Regions from separate parts of the Homo sapiens genome. Here region 1 is linked to region 2. Evidence: chromatin loops called from intact Hi-C (ENCODE). Cell type or tissue: heart right ventricle. All regions are shown on one strand.

What was found. A loop is a pair of places that touch in the nucleus more often than their neighbours do. Peaks named below come from ENCODE experiments on the same cell type or tissue, not always from the same donor. Only the 100,000 strongest peaks of a DNase experiment are listed, where the experiment ranks them.
Region 1: a loop joins it to region 2, with 2.8 times the contacts of the local background. A loop is called at or near these places in 58 of 110 quality-filtered maps.

What each region holds. Positions count from the first base shown.
Region 1 is chr16:4,581,837-4,589,836 of GRCh38, forward strand. It overlaps C16orf96 (chromosome 16 open reading frame 96), which reads left to right. Exons shown (of 16, transcript NM_001145011.2): 8 at 5,203-5,277; 9 at 6,331-6,495. Among named protein-coding and RNA genes, the nearest start is that of UBALD1, 29 kb to the right of the region's middle. RefSeq lists an enhancer at 3,315-3,815. In heart right ventricle, a CTCF peak has its summit at 3,788 (motif pointing left); a DNase peak (open chromatin) is centred at 3,805.
Region 2 is chr16:4,513,502-4,521,501 of GRCh38, forward strand. It overlaps CDIP1 (cell death inducing p53 target 1), which reads right to left. Exons shown (of 6, transcript NM_013399.3): 2 at 1,074-1,163; 3 at 545-643; 4 at 195-350. The coding sequence starts at 629. Among named protein-coding and RNA genes, the nearest start is that of CDIP1, 21 kb to the right of the region's middle. RefSeq lists enhancers at 1-243, 244-770, 771-1,298. In heart right ventricle, a CTCF peak has its summit at 4,487 (motif pointing right); a DNase peak (open chromatin) is centred at 4,461; H3K27ac peaks cover 4,237 bases.

The DNA of each region.
Region 1 (8,000 bases), 68 kb after region 2:
TCCCAGCTACCTGGGAGGCTGAGGTGGGAGGATTGCTTCAGCATGGGAGGTTGAGGCTGCAGTGAGCTGTGACTGCATCACTGACTCCAGCCTGGGTGACACAGAAAGACCATCTCAAAAAAAGAAAGCAAAGAAACAAGCAAAAAGCAAAAAACTCACTAACGGCCAGGCGCGGTGGTTCACACCTGTAATCCCAGCACTTTGGGAGGCTGAGGCAGGCGGATCACCTGAGGTCAGGAGTTCGAGACCAGCCTGGCCAACATAGTGAAACCCCGTCTCTACTAAAAATACAAAAATTAGCCGGGCATGGTGGCGGATGCCTGTAATCCCAGCTACTCGGGTGGCTGAGGCAGGAGAATCACTTAAACCCGGGAGGCGGAGGTTGCAGTGAGCGAAGATTGCGCCATTGCACTCCAGCCTGGGCGACAAGAGCAAGACTCAGTCTCAAAAAATAAATAAATAAATAAATAAATAAATAAATAAATAAATAATAACCCACCAAGGTTGTTTCCGTGAAGGCTTCCAAGTCGGGGGGCTGTTGCTGGGATGCACTGGGGTGTGTTGGGGGAAAAGGGACCAAGGAAACCCATGGCGTATGGCTGACCCCAAGGCTGGCACACTGTAATCAGGCTGGGACCCATTTGAGGCAACTTTGAATGGAAAATAACTCATTAAAGGGGAACCAATTCACAGCCTATGAAGTGGGGGTGGACAGGAGGGTTGGCTGTCTCTGGAGATGCTGGGCCGAGTGTGGGTGGACTGCATGCAGGGGTACGTGCTCAGACTGTGCACCACTGGCCAGGAACCAGGTCTCCTGCCAACACTCCTCTTCAGAGAGACCCAGGCCACCATGTCCTGGGGTCATCTTGGTGCCCTTTCTCCATGGAGCTGGAGCCAGTTCCATTCAGCATGTCCATCGTGCACCCAGCACTACGCCAGACCCTGCATGGGGGTGAGCAGGGGCTGCAGTGTCTGCCTGCGTGTCCGTAGTTGTCACTTATTAGAAAGACTCTGAAGCTGATGAAGCCCTGCCACGTGTGCCAAAACAGAGCACATCCCTTGTCCCAGGACCGTTGTCCCAGCTTCCTGGCTCTTGTGCTATGAAGATTTCATTGCTGGCCAGGCTCGGTGGCTCACGCCTGTAATCCCAGCACTTTGGGAGGCTGAGGCAGGCGGATCACCTGAGGTCAGGAGTTCAAGACCAACCTGACCAACATGATGAAAGCCGATCGCTACTAAAAACACAAAAAAATCAGCTGGGCGTGGTTGCGGGTGCCTGTAATCCCAGCTACTCGGGAGGCTGAGGCAGGAGAATCGCTTGAACCCGGGAGGCAGAGGTTGCAGTGAGCCGAGATTGTGTCATTGCACTCCAGCCTGGGCAACAAGAGCAAAACTCCATCTTGGGAAAAATCTCAGCACTTTGGGAGGCCAAGGCAGGAGGATCCCTTGAGGCCAGGACTTCAGGACGAGCCTGGACAATACGGCAAGGCCCCATCGCTAAAAAAATAAAAATAAAAATATTAGCCAGATGTGGCAGCGTACGCCTATAGTCCCAGCTACCAGGGAGGCTGAGGCAGGAGAATCACTTGAACCCAGGAGGTGGAGGTTGCAGTGAGCTGAGGTCATGCCACTGCACTCCAGCCTGGGTGACAGAGTGAGACTCTGTCTCAAAAACTAAAGTAAACTAAAATACAGTCTTAGGATTTTGAACCACACAAATGGTTTGTATTACCAATAGTTAAAGAAGAAAAATAAAAAATAATGTAGAACAAGTGTGGGAATAGGCAAATCAATAGGCCAAGAAGACTGGGCATGGTGGCTCACACTTGTAATTCCAGCACTTTGGGAGGCCGACATGGGCGGATCACTTGAGGTCAGGAGTTTGAAACCAGTCTGGCCAACATGGTGAAACCGTGTCTCTACTAAAAATACAAAAAAATTAGCCAGGCGTGGTGGCGCATGCCTGTAATCCTAGTTACTTGGGAGGCTGAGGCAGGAGAATTGCTTCAGCTCAGGAGGCGGAGGCTGCAGTGAGCCAAGATCGCACCACTGCACTCCAGCCTGGGCGAGAGAGCAAGACTGTATCTCAAAAAAAAAAAAAAAAAAAAAAAATAGGCCAAGAAGACCAGATCTAAGATTTACAAGAATTTAGCATATGACCACTACAGGAAGGATGGATTACTCCACAACCAGTGTTAGGAAAACCATTTCAAGGAATAACAGTAAGTCTTAAGTCCGATAGCAATCCTCTAGATGACACAAGGCAGTAGCACGGTGACAAATGCAGGATGGGAGCAAGATCTCATGACTGTGTCTCTGTCTTGCTCTCCACCATGTGACTTACATGTAAGACTTAGGTTTCCCAGTGTCGTTTTGGGTCTTGCTCTGTCCCCCAGGCTGGAGTGTAGTGGCCTAATCATGGCTCAGTGCAGCCTTGAACTCCCAGGCTCAAGTGATCCTCCCACCTCGGCCTCCTGAGTAGCTGGGACTACAGGCGTGTGCCACCATGCCTGGCTAATTTTTTTTTTTGAGATACAGTCTCGCTCTGTCGCCCAGCCTGGAGTGCAGTGGCGCAATCTTGGCTCATTGTAACCTCCGCCTCCCGGGTTCAAGCAATTCTTCTGCCTCAGCCTCCTGAGCAGTTGGGACTACAGGCGTGTGCCACCATGCCTAGTTAATTTTTGTGGTTTTTTTGGTTTGTTTTTTGTTTTTGTTCGAGGCAGAATTTCACTCTGTTGCCCAGGCTGGAGTGCAATGGCGCAATCTTGGCTTACTGCAACATCTGCCTCCCGGGTTCAAGTGATTCTCCTTCCTCAGCCTCCCGAGTAGCTGGGGTAACAGGCGTTTGCCACCACACTCGGCTAATTTTTTATTTTGAGTAGAGACAGGGTTTCACCACATTGGCCAGGCTGGTCTTGAACTCCTGACCTCAGGTGATTTGCCTGCCTCGGCCTCCCAAAGTGCTGGGATTACAGGCGTGAGCCACCGTGCCCAGCCAATTTTTTTGTATTTTTAGTAGAGATGGGGTTTCACCATGTTGGCTAGGCTGGTCTCGAACTCCTGACCCCAAGTGATCCACCCACCTCAGCCTCCCAAAGTGCTGGGATTACAGGCATTAGCCACTGCGCCCAGCCAAAATAATAAGATTATAAAACATGAATATAGCCTGGCATGGTGGCTTGCACCTATAGTCCCAGCTACTGGGGAAGCAGAGGTGGGAGGATCACTGGAGTCTGGGAGGTGGAGGTTGCAGTGAGCTGAGCTCGCACCACTGCATTCCAGCCTGGGTGACAGACTGAGACCCTGTCTCAAAAAATAAAAATAAAAAGCATAAATAAGGCCAGGTTTGATGGCTCTTGTAATCCCAGCACTTTGGGAGGCTGATGGGGGAGGATCCTTTGAGCCTAGGAGTTCCAGATCAGCCTGAGGCAACATAGTGAGACCCCTGTCTCTACAAAAAAAAAAAAAAAAAAAAATCCAGGTAGGTGGTGTCACCTGCAGTCCCAGCTCCTCTGGAAGCTGAGGCAGGAGGCTTGCTTGAGCCTGGAAGGCTGAGACTGCAGTGAGCTGTGATCAAGCCACTTTACTCCAGCCTGAGTGACAGAGCAAGAGCCTGCCTCAAAAAATTAAAATAAAAAAATTAAAATTAAAATAAAGAGGAGGTAACAGAGACTCAGCAAAGAAACGAGCCCAAGCCTGCTGGGCTGGGAGGGGGCCTGGAGTGGCTGTGGTTCAGAGCCCAGGCTTTGGAACAGACGTGCCTAGGTTTGAATCCTGATTCTGCCACCTGCTGGTTGGATCAGTTCCCTGCGGTTGCTGCGGCAAATCACTCTTGGGGTTCTGGAGGCGGGAATTCTGAAATCAAGGTGTCATAGGCTGTGTTCCACCTGAAAGCTCAGAGGGGCCTCCTCGCCTCTCCCAGCTTCTGGTGGTTCAAGGTGTCCCTTGGCTTTGGAGCAACTTGGATGGAGGCCGGGGTCATTATTCTAAGTGAAGCAACTCAGGAGTGGAAAGCAAAGACTGCATGTTCTCACTTGTAAATGAGCTAAGCCATAGGTGTGAAAAGACAGACCGAGCAGGATAATGGACACAGGAGACTCAGGATAATAGAGAGAGGGAAGGATAGAAAACTACATATTGGAGCCAGGCGCGGTGGCTCACACCTGTAATCCCAGCACTTTGGGAGGCTGAGGCAGGCGAATCATTTGAGGTCAGGAGTTCGAGACCATCGTAACCAACATGGTGAAACCCCATATCTACTAAAAATACAAAACTTAGCCAGGCGTGGTGTTGGGTGTCAGTGACCCCAACTACTCGGGAGGCTGAGGTGGGAGAATCTCTTGAACCCGGGAGGCGGAGGTTGCAGTGAGCCGAAATGGCGCCACTGCACTCCAGCCTGGGCGACAGAGCAGATTCTGTAAAAAACAAAACAAAACAAAACATGTTAAAGATACCCATTCACTTCTGTTGACACCCCAGTGGCCACACTAAGCTATAAGAGAGGCTGTGAAATGGAGTCTTGATTCTGGGCAGCTGGGTTCCAGCTAAAAGTCCAGAGTTCTGTTCGTAAGCGTGAGCGGGACACCCGACAGGAAGAGAGAAGTAGAAGCCTGTTTGCAGCTTTGCAGGAACTATGGCCCGACCCTCTGGGGAAATGGAGGCTCTTCCCAAGCTGACCAGCTGCTGCTCCTATTACAATGGGGATGTAGTAATTGGAGAGAGGGTGGAATTCATGGGGGCAGTTGGTTCTTTGTGGAGTTGTGGGGATAGGACGTGAGGTTTTTCCCTAACGCTTGAGCACAGTGTGTGTGGCTGTGATAAGTGCTCAGTTCATAGTAGACTGGAGTTCCTGCTGGGACCCCAGGACAGATCAGAAGTAGTAAACATGCCTTAAACATCCAGGGAGCGAAATCGTCCACATTGGTTTGTGCTTTCCTTCCTTGGGTCTAACTCCCCGTGGAGGAAAGTTCCTATGATACCATCTCTGAGGGGACAGCTTGTCCCAAGTCGCACGTTCCTTCCCTTTTCATCTGGGCACCTGGAGCCCTTGAGCCTGAGTCTTGTAACGCCCATGCCCACCTGCCTGCTGTCCACACGGCCTGCTATCCCTCCCCAGCATATGGTAATGGTAGAGGTGGGAGGTTGACATTTTATCCTCAAGGCTCTCCAGGATGGCAGACATGCCTGTGCTTCTGTTCTTAGACTCTCCAGGCTCAAATCAAAAGACTGGAAATGAACAAGGTGAATAAGAGCACGATGGAGGAGGAGCTGAGAGAGGTGAGTGAGCAGAGGTTCCTCTGCCTTCCCTGCTCCCCTACCCAGGGAAACGGCACCATCCAGGCAAAGCCCACCAAAGAGTCTTCCAGAATTTCCCTCCCCCTTTGTTCATATTGAAACCAGGAGTTGGCTGGGCGCAGTGGCTCATGCCTGTAATCCCAGCACTTTGGGAGGCCAAGGCGGGTGGATCACCTGAGGTCAGGAATTCGAGACCAGCCTGCCTGGCCTACATGATGAAACTCCGTCTCTAGTCAAAATACAAAAAGTAGCCAGGCGTGGTGGCAGGTAACTGTAATCTCAGCTATTTGAGAGGCTGAGGCAGGAGAATCACTTGAACCTGGGAGGCAGAGGTTGCAGTGAACCAAGATCATGCCATTGCACTCCAGCCTGGGCAACAAGAGCAAAAACTCTGTCTCAAAAAAAAAAAAAAAAAAAGAAAGAAAGAAAAAGAAAGAAAAGAAAGGAAAACAGGAGGCACATCAACTCCCATTTTCAGCAATTGAGGATTATTAACACTCTACTTGAAAATCACACATCAGCTGTGCACAGGGTGGCTCATACCTGTAATCCCAGCACTTTGGGAGGCCGAGAAGATAGGATCACTTGAGGCCAAGAGTTTGAGAACAGCCTGGGAAACATAGGAAGATCACATCTCTACAAAAAAATAAAAAAATGAACTGGGCATGATGGAACATGCCTGTAGTCCCAGCCACTCAGGAGGCTGAGGTGGAAGGATCCCTTGAGCCCAAGAGGTGGAGGCTGCAGTGAGCTATGATTGTGCCACTGCAATCCAGCCTGGGCAACCTTGAACAAGATCCTGTCTCAAAAAAACACATAATAATAAAATACATCAACTTCCCTGTTATAGGAAAACCTTGGCTTTGATCTCGAGATCGTGTTTGAATCCACGTAGACCCCAGGGTTGCATTTAAGCCAAGGCTAAAAGTCCAGAGTCCCAAACTAGAAGCATCAGACCCAAGGGGTGTGATGTCTCCCAGCTTTGCCTTCCTCCATCCCAGCAGCCATGCCTCCCTGAACTCCCTGTCTCCCTAGAAAGCTGACAGGAGTGCCCTGGCAGGCAAGGCAAGCCGCGTTGACCTGGAGACTGTGGCCTTGGAGCTGAACGAGATGATTCAGGGCATACTCTTCAAGGTCACGATCCATGAGGACAGCTGGAAGAAGGCTATGGAGGAGCTCAGCAAGGACGTGAACACCAAGGTGAATGCCCCCATGTTGATTTTCACTTTATTCCTAACAAATTAACCCAGAACTTAGCAACTGCAAACAACAAACGTTTTCAGTTTAGGAGGAGCAAGAATTTGGGAGTGACCCAGCAACTTAGCTGGGTGGCTCAGGGTTTCCTGTGAAATTGCAGTCAAGATGTCATCCAGGGCTGGTCTCATCTGAAGGCTCGAATGAGGCTGGATGAGCCAATTCAAAGAGATTCCCTCACATGGCTGTTGGTAACACTCTTCAGTTCCTCATCCCATGGACTCTGCCTTTGGGCCACTTGAGAGTCCTCATGACATTGCAGCTGACATCTCCCAGATCAAATGATCCAAGAGGGGAAGGAAGAAGCAGCAATGTCTTTTTTTTTTTTTTTTTTTTTTTTCATACAGGGCCTCACTCTGGGCACCTGCCCCATACATAGTCAATAAATGAATTGATCCCCATTTCACAGAGGAGAACACTGAGCCTCAGAGAGGTTATTATACTTCCCTCAGGAAACGCTGCTGCTCATGGTGGAGCTTGAGACTCAAACCCAGAGCTGCCTGATTCTAAACCTAATTTAACCTCTTTGGGCCAGTCCAGCCACCTCAGTTGCAAGAACCATGTAGCACTGTTGTTGGACCAACTGTTCCAGTCTACTATGAGGAAGGGGCTGTGACTCCTCTAGACACTTCCCCGGGGTCTGACACATCACTGGCAGTCAGTAAACGATGAATGAATAAATGAATGACTGTCACAGTCCCTCAGAGACTCTCCTCCTCCACCCCACATCCCTGCACTTACGCAGCCAGGAGAGTGGCATAGTTAGCCTCCAGGGCGGTCGCCAACCATACCTCTTGGTATTCACACAGTTGTTTAGCCCCCTCCCACATTGAATGGGACCAGCTTGTGTAACCTACAGGATATTAGAGAGATGATGGAGGGTGACCACCTTCCATCATAAAAGACATTGCAGCCAGTTGTGGTGGCTCACGCCTGTTATCCCAGTACTTTGGGAGGCCAAAGCAGGCAGATCACTTGAGCCCAGGAGTTCAAGACCAGCCTGGGCAACATGGTGAAACTCTGTCCCCCTACCAAAAAAAAAAAAAAGCCAGGTGTGGTGGCACATACCTGCATTTCCAACTACTCAGGAGGCTGAGGTGAGAGAATACCTGAGCCTGGGAGGTTGAGACTGCAGTGAACCAAAATCGTGCCACTGCACTCCAGCCTGGGCAGCAGGAGCACCCTGGCAGGCACTCAGAGTGAAACCCTATCTCACAAAAAAAAAAAAAAATGGGCGCAGAACAACCAAAAGCAACACATGAAGAGATTTTACTTGTTTCCTGGTTTAATTGAACCACATCTACAAATGGGCTGGAGATGACATCCAATTCAGGAATAGTTGCTAATTGTATTAAACATGATAATAGTGTTGTGGTTATATAATAAAATGTTATCACACTCAAATATTTATTAGTGAAATGTCACCATTTCTGTAACTTAAAAAAAATACT
Region 2 (8,000 bases):
TGAATAAGAGCAGTCCCACCTTCCCACGTCCACAGTCCCTGTCCACACACAGCCTGAGCCCTAGGCAAGGGCTGGTTGGGCGTGTTGGAGTCCCTGCCCTACAGCAGATGCCCACCTGTACTGAGGACAGCCAGCGCAGGCCAGACAGCAGCCAGGAGTTCCCCATGCTCCCCTCAGATCCCTTCCCCACTCACCCGGAGGCATGTAGGTGCCATCTGCACTCATGTGTGGTGGGATGAAGCCAGGCTGGGGCATTGGGTGACCCGGCGGCTCATAGGGTGGGGGGCCAATGTCCGCAGGGGGCAGTGGCATGCCTGGAGGGGGCTGCATCACAGCTGGGGAGGAACGGCCTGGACAGAGAGAGGCAGAAAGAGGAGACTGAGCTGGAGCCTCTGCACGATGAGCTCGACCAGAGGCCACTGTTTTGGGACACAGATGGGGCCCAGGGGTAACCCTGGAGTGGGCATCACCACTTAGAGAGTCCCAACCATGCCATGGCGGCAGGGGGCTGCAATATGGAGCCTCAGGAACAGTGACCCCCTACCTGGGGTGGGCGGGGCTCCACTTTTCTCTTCCAGAAGTGGGGCTGTGGGGCCCCCAGGATAAGGAGGGGGAGGCTCGCTGGACATCTTCGCTGCTTCTCCTGGACATGGAGGGAAAACCCAGACATGAACTAAGCTCCCAGCCAGGTTCCTTCTCCTTCAGCCCTGTGGGGTGGCCAAGATGCTGCACAAGGCGTGTGACCATCCTCAGAAGGGTCTGCCTCCAGGCACTGGGGATCCCCCACCTTTCCCAGGGCCACCTAGCCCAGAGCCACCATCCTCACCTCTCAGTAGTCACCTGCTCTTCCCTGTTTGGAAGCTGAAGGGCAAGGACAGAACCCAGGAAGCAGGGCCCAGTGAGGTAAAGTCCCCCAAGGAGCCTAACTCAGCACTTGCCCCACACGAGAGCAGTTTGGCACCGAGCTCTCCCCTCCCCAAACGTTTAGCGGGCACTAAGGCAGTCGGAGGAGACACTGGACCGATCTCTGCCACAGGCTGCACTGGGAATGGGGGTTCTGGGGGATTTCTTACCTCAAATCCGTGCTACTCAGAGAAGGGAGGCAGGTGAGGCTCCTTCAGCTGCTGGCCTGGATGGACAGGGAACAGGCAGGGCTCCGGGAGCTGTTTCAGGGGAAGGAAAGGCAGGGCCCTCAGCAGGGAGCAAGGGCTGCCAAGCCAGGGCTGGGCCCAGGGGCCTGGGCATACCACACAGTTCCTCCCCTTCCACATCCGGCTTCTCCCTAGCTGTCACTCTGCCATCCACACACCCGACCACCCCTCCATTCCTCGGTCCCGTCGCAGGTCTGCTTCCTCCCTCCCCCAGGACTGCTGGCACCCAAGGGCCACGGCTGGGCCCTCTGCCTCCCCTCCCACCAGGCCTGAGCTCCCATGCATGAGGACTGGACTGCCAGGCAAGCTGTGCTCTGGCCTGTGCCCTTCTGGTTTGTTTGTTGAGGTGGGGGTCAGGGGGAAGAAGAGTCAAGTGAAATCTTTTCCCTCATTTCTGTCACCAAACTCTCTGAGCACAGCTCAGAAAGGTGGGAAGCTTTTGCTCTTACTTAGCATCATAAAGGACTTGGGAAGTGGGGTTCAGTTACCTTAGCTAAAAGTAATAAAATGAGACAAAAATCAGTTTCAGTGGAACAAAAAATACAGGGAAAGGAGTGTTTCCCAGACAGCCCAGCACCTGCAGGGGATGGAGGGCACATAAGTTTGAATATAAAGTTTAACAAATCAGGGGCAGGGCCAGAGGAACCAAGTCCAAGCTCTTGGGTTCAACTATAAAGTACCATGGAAGTTTGAAAACTGAAAGAGATCAAAAAGCTGTTAGAAGAAAATGCAGGCATCAATCTTTATGACCTTCGATTAGGCAGTGGTTTCTTAGATATGACACCAAAAGCAAAGCAACAAAAGAAAGAAAACTTAAAGTGGATGTCATCAGAATGAAAAACTCTTGTGCTTCAAAGGATACCATCACATTTTATAATTCATAGATCTGATAAAGGACTTGTATTAAGAAATACAAAGAACTCAACTCAATAACAGAAAGACAACCCAATTTTTAAAAGGATTTGAACAAAGACTTCTCAAAAGACAAATGGCCAAAAGCACATGAAAAACTACTGAGCGTCTTTTCATAAGGGAAATGAAAACCAAAACCACAAGGAGACCATTTCCTATCTACTAGGATGGCTAAAATTTAAAAAGACAGTAATAGGCATTATGTAGAAAAACTGGAACCCTCATACACTGCTGGTAGGGGACAGCCCCTGCAAACCTTTTGAAGAACTGCCAGCCCCTGTTCCCCTTTTGAGGAACAGTCTGGCAGTTCCTCAAAAGGTTAAACCTAGAGTTACCAGATGACCCAGCAATTCCACCCCTAGTTATCTGCCCAAAAGAAATGAAAACCTGTCTACACAGAAATTTGTACACAAATGTTCACAGCAGCATGAATCATAATAGCCAAAAAGTGGAAACAACCCAAATGTCCATCAACAAAGTGGATAAACAAAACCGTAGGCTGCCCAGACAATGGAAGACGATTCGGCTATAAAAAGGAAGGAAGCACTGACACCCTACAGCATGAACTCTGAAAACATGCTTGGTGAGAGAAGCCAGACACAAAAGGCCACATACTGTATGATTTCACTTATATGAAATGTCCCCAATAGGCAAACCCATAGAAACGGAAAGTACATTAGTAGCTGTTTAGGTCTGGGGGAGAGGGGAAATGGGGAACATGGAATCTCCTTCTGGGGTAACGAAGATGCTCTGAAACCGATTGTAGCAACAGTTGAACGATTCTGTGAATAACTAAAAACCACTGAATTGTACACTTTAAATGGGTGAATTGAATGGTACGTAAATTATGTCAATAAAACTTATTTTTAAAAAAAATGAGGGAAAAGAAAATTAGTCCTACTGCAGCCCATCTCCACATGTCCCTGCTGGTCTGTATGCACAGGCACCTGTACCTTTTGGTTTTGTTTTGTAGAGACGGGGGTCTCACTATGTTGCCCAGGCTGGTCTCGAACTCCTGGCCTCAAACAATCCTCCTGCCTCGGCCTCCTAAAGTGTTGGGATTACAGGCAGGAGCAACTGCGCCCAGCCCATACCATATAAAAATATAGTTGCTGTCCTGACAGTTTTAAATCCTTTTTTTTTTTTTTTTTTTTTTTTTGTGAGACAGAGTCTTGCTCTGTTGCCCAGGCTGGAGTGCAGTGGCGCGATCCTGGCTCACTGCAACGTCTGCCTCCCGGGTCCCAGCGATTCTCCTGCCTCAGCCTCCCAAGTAGCTGAGACTACAGGCACACGGCACCACGACTGGCTGATTTTTGTATTTTTTTAGTAGAGAAGGGATTTCACCACATTGACCAGGCTGGTAAATCCTTTTAATGCTGTGTCACACATATTCCATCTTACAAGACTCCGTGACCGTTGATATTAATATTCCACAAAATGGGCATACTTGACCAAACCCTATTAAGACATTTAGGCAAGGCCCTACTTGCTGCTTTCATGAAATACAAGAGAACACCTCTGTCCACCGCTCTTTCCCTTTTGTTAGATTATCTCCTCAGGCTAAGCTTGTCAGAGTGAGATGACTAGGTCAAAGGACATGAGCATTTTATGCCTTTTTGAAAGGATGCCAATTTATAGTGCCAGTTATTAATTTTCATATTAAAATGTCACTTATTTTTATATGCATTTCTTTGGCAATCAGGAGACAGAACATCTTTCCAAGTGTTCAGAAATTACACCTCTTCTGAGTTGCCTTATTATCCACAGAAGACATGGAGGCCTAGAAAAGGATGGGGCGGGGCATAAGTCTAGGACCCCAGCATGACTCTCCCACCCTCCTGCCTGCACAGTGAATTCCAATGGCACAGGGTTAAGAAAAGGGAGCAGTGGCCAGGTGCAGGGACTTATTCCTGTAATCTAATCTCAGCACTTTGGGAGACTGAAGCTGGCAGATGAACTGAGGCCAGGGGTTCGAAACCAGCATGGTCAACATGGCAAGACTCTTGTCTCTACAAAAGAAAAATTTTTAAATTAGGCATGATAATGTATGCCTGTAGTCCCAGCTACTGGGGAGGCTGAGGCAGGAGGATCACCTGAGCCCAAGACTCAGAGGATACAGTGAGCCATGATCAGGCCACTGCACTCTAGCCTGGGCAACAGTGCGAGACCCTGTCTCAAAAAACAAAAAAAAAAAAAACAGAACAGGGAGTAGCAGCAGTGCCTCTTGGGGCTGGTCCTGGGGTCCCTTGCCCAGGCTGCTCCTAGCCTGCCAGGTGCCCTCCTGCAGGGGAGAAGAGGGCAGCCTTTCATGGGGCTTTACCTGCGTCTGGAAAACTGCTCCAATACGTTGAGTTGGAATAAGTGCCAGCCCCTGCTACAAACTCCCAGACTCCCAGAAAATGCTCTCTGGCGCCTCTGGGTGGCACCACCGTCCACCAAGTGGCCCAACACTGTGGTCTGCAGTGGTCTTGCTCATCGGGGAATGGTCCAGGCCCTGGGATGCTCTGAGCAGACCAGGAAAATAAGCTGCACTGTGCTTGGTGAGTCACTGAAGCACCTGCAGATCCCAGCCTGGGTCCCTTGCAGGGAGCACACACACACACACGTGTGCACACACACCCCATCTCTGAGAATGCAGGTGTTGCCTTTCTCTGGCCCATCTTTTCATCAAAGTCAACAGATATAATCCTATGATCTCCTAGAGCTCAAAAATTCTATTTCTGGAATTCCACATACAGCCTTGCCCATGATGATAGGGTGTAAGCCCACAGGGCATAGCCCTCCTTTGGTGTTCACCCAACCTGGGTACAGAAAATGCAGGCCACAGGGAAGGGTCTGGACCTGCACAGGGCTGGCTTCCCCTCCAGCTCGATGGCCACACCAGAGCCCACCTTCTCTTTGCCCCTCACCGGGGGCCGCAGGGCCCTGTTGCTCCTCCGTGTCTTCCCCACCTAGGGCCATGCCTGCTACTCACTGCTCCCCCTCACCCCTCCATATCCACATGCGTCCTCCTGCTGCCTTCCTGAACCCCAGCAGAGACTGCAGGGCAGGTCCTTCTCTACCAAGGAGAGGATCTGGAAAACAGCTCATGAAGATTTCCCGAATTCAAACACCCATTCTCCCAGTGCCTTCCAATACAAAATCAAACATGCATTCCCACAAAACCATGTTGTGTAGGGTGTAATAAAAACTACAAGAATAATCTTTCAATCACACGATCAGAAGCAAAATAGTTTTCCAATAAAACGAGTACTGTTCAAATTAAGCTACAAAATGGAAAATGTCTGATCTGAAAATGCAGCCCCAGCACCTCTGCTGTGGGAAGGTGCTGGTGAGGGAGGGGGCTAGGAGACCTGGGGATCTGCCCAGTTCCCAACAGAGGAGGAAGGGGAGACTTGCGGGGTCTGGGGAGCCCACTGAAGTCAACTTGCAGCCCTGACAAATCCAAGAGAGGCTTCTTGGCCTTCTTGCTTTAAATCTTGGATTTATTAATTGCAAACAAAATAGGTGCCTGTTTGAAAATCTTTACAAGTCAATCACAAACTTAATAGTAAGTCACTCCTATGGAAGACCAGAGGCCTCTGCAAAGTCTACCCCTCCACACCCTCTGGGTTCTGTGGCATGTGAAGGTGTGGAGAAAAAACCTGTTTCTCCTCTGCTTTCACACCATAACAATCAACAGAAAAGACTTCTGTGGCAAAACATGTGGGGGTTTCTCCCCAATAACAAGCAAGCAGTCAGTTCTGCAGCGGACACCAGGTGGACGTCTTCTAGTGGCATTCAAGTCTGATGCTACCGTGTCAGATCCCACAGGTTGAGGGCTCAGTTCCATGACTGCCCCCCACTTCTGATCATCGCAATTCCTAGCTTGCGACCTGCGCTTCTGACAGACTGGCTACAAATCACTATCTTGGGAGCGGATTCCTTGTAAGAGGATTAGCTAGTCTTTTGTGGGTGCCTCTCCCCGCGGCCCTTCCACCATGGGATGACACAGCAAGAAGGCCCTTGCCAGATGCTGGCAGTGCCTTGATCCTGGACTTCCCAAGCACCACAGTTTTGATGACTGATGGTGAGGCTTAATGGGAGTTGTTTGGGACATGGGAGGTGGATTCCTCATGAATAGATAAATGCCCTCCCTGGGGTGGAGGAGAAGCGAGTGACTTCTCACTCTGTTAGTCCCCGCATCCTTGCTGGTTGTCAGAAAGAGCCCAGCGCTTCCCCTCCCCTTCTCACCCCCTCTCTCGCCATGTGATCTCTGCACAGAGACCCCCCGTGCCTTCCACCATGAATGGAAGCAGCCTGAGGCCCTCAACAGAAGCAGATGTTGGCACCGTGCCATCCTATAAAGCCTGCAGAACCAGGAACCAAATACTCTCTTTTCTTTATAAATTACTCAGCCTCAGGTAATTTATAGCAACACAAATAGACTAAGACACCAGCCTCCAGAACTGTAAGGAGATAAATTCCTCTTCTTTATGAATGACCCAGTCTCAGGTATTCTGTTAGAGAAGCACAATGGACTAATACTACATCAAGACTTGACAAGTGGTAGGTTTTTTTTTTTTTTAGACAGAGTCTCGCTCTATCACCAGGCTGGAGTGCAGTGGCGCAATCTTGGCTCACTGCAGCCTCCGCCTCCCGGGTTCAAGCGATTCTCCTGCCTCAGCCTCCTGAGGAGCTGGGACTACAGGCATGCCACCCATCTAATTTTTGTATTTTTAGTAGAGATGGGGTTTCACCATGTTGACCAGGATGGTCTCAATCTCTTGACCTCGTCATCTGCCCGCCTCGGCCTCCCAAAGTGCTGGGATTACAGGTGTGAGCCACCGCACTTGACCGACAAGTGGTAGTTTCTTAAGGGTTAGTTGCCACAGGAATTGGAAGCCTTAACAATGGTTTTTTTCTAATGTGTTACATTAGAAGTCATTGGTGTACCTTGCATTTGGAATGGGTCTTTTACATAGACATGATTTCTTAACATCATGTGTGGGTCACCTGAAAATACGGGTTCCTGTAATGCAGATCTACCAATGTTGACACATCTCATTGAACAATATATATTTTTTTAAATCACATTGCTGGTATCACTACCAATGTCATTAAAGTCACTAAATATTGTTAACGCTAATCATCATTTGAAAGCTTGAATTTCATCACTGGCAACAAAGCACTAACAAATATAGAAACAGCAACATATACAAAAATAAAAGGTCAGTTGTTTCCCTTGAAGTAGCAAGTTCACTTTGCTCATTTTCAAGAAAGTGTATGCTAAATATCCAAATCTGAATAACCACGGTGTGTGCCAGTTGTTCTTTAAGTGAAGATGGAGTCCATGAAAAAGGCAGCTAGTTCGGCCCACACTTCAAATGAATGCACGTGTGCTTTTCCTCACGACAGCATCAAACTCCATTTGACATACTTCATGTGTGCCTCATTTCGTCACAAAGGATCTTAAAAAGCTGTGGACTCATGGGTCAGGACTTAATAAAGTTGATTTTTACTGCTTTTTCTGATGCAACACTGGTGTGTGTGTGTGTGTGTGTGTACTGTGTGTGTGGTGGTGAAGACTCAATTACAACAAGACCAGCACAGTGTGGTGCCAGTCTTGAGTCAGTGCAGGCCCCACAGCTTGTTTCCGCACTGCTCCTACACCATCAATGTGAAAGCCATCACAAACAAAGAGGCATGGTAACAAATCATGGCCGTGTTATTATTAAAACAGTTCTGATCCTAGCCCCCCGAGTGGTCTCAGGAAGCCCCCAGGAGACTGCAGATCACATTTCAAGAACTGCTGTGCTAGAGGAACCCCCACTAGAAGTTAAGGGGTGCGTATCAGCCAAGTGCAGGGCTGGGACAGGACTTCACAACCAGAAGGATCAAGAGTGGCCTGCAAGTCTTGGAGTCGCTCCTGGGGAGGCCCTGAGTTTGTTGTTCTGG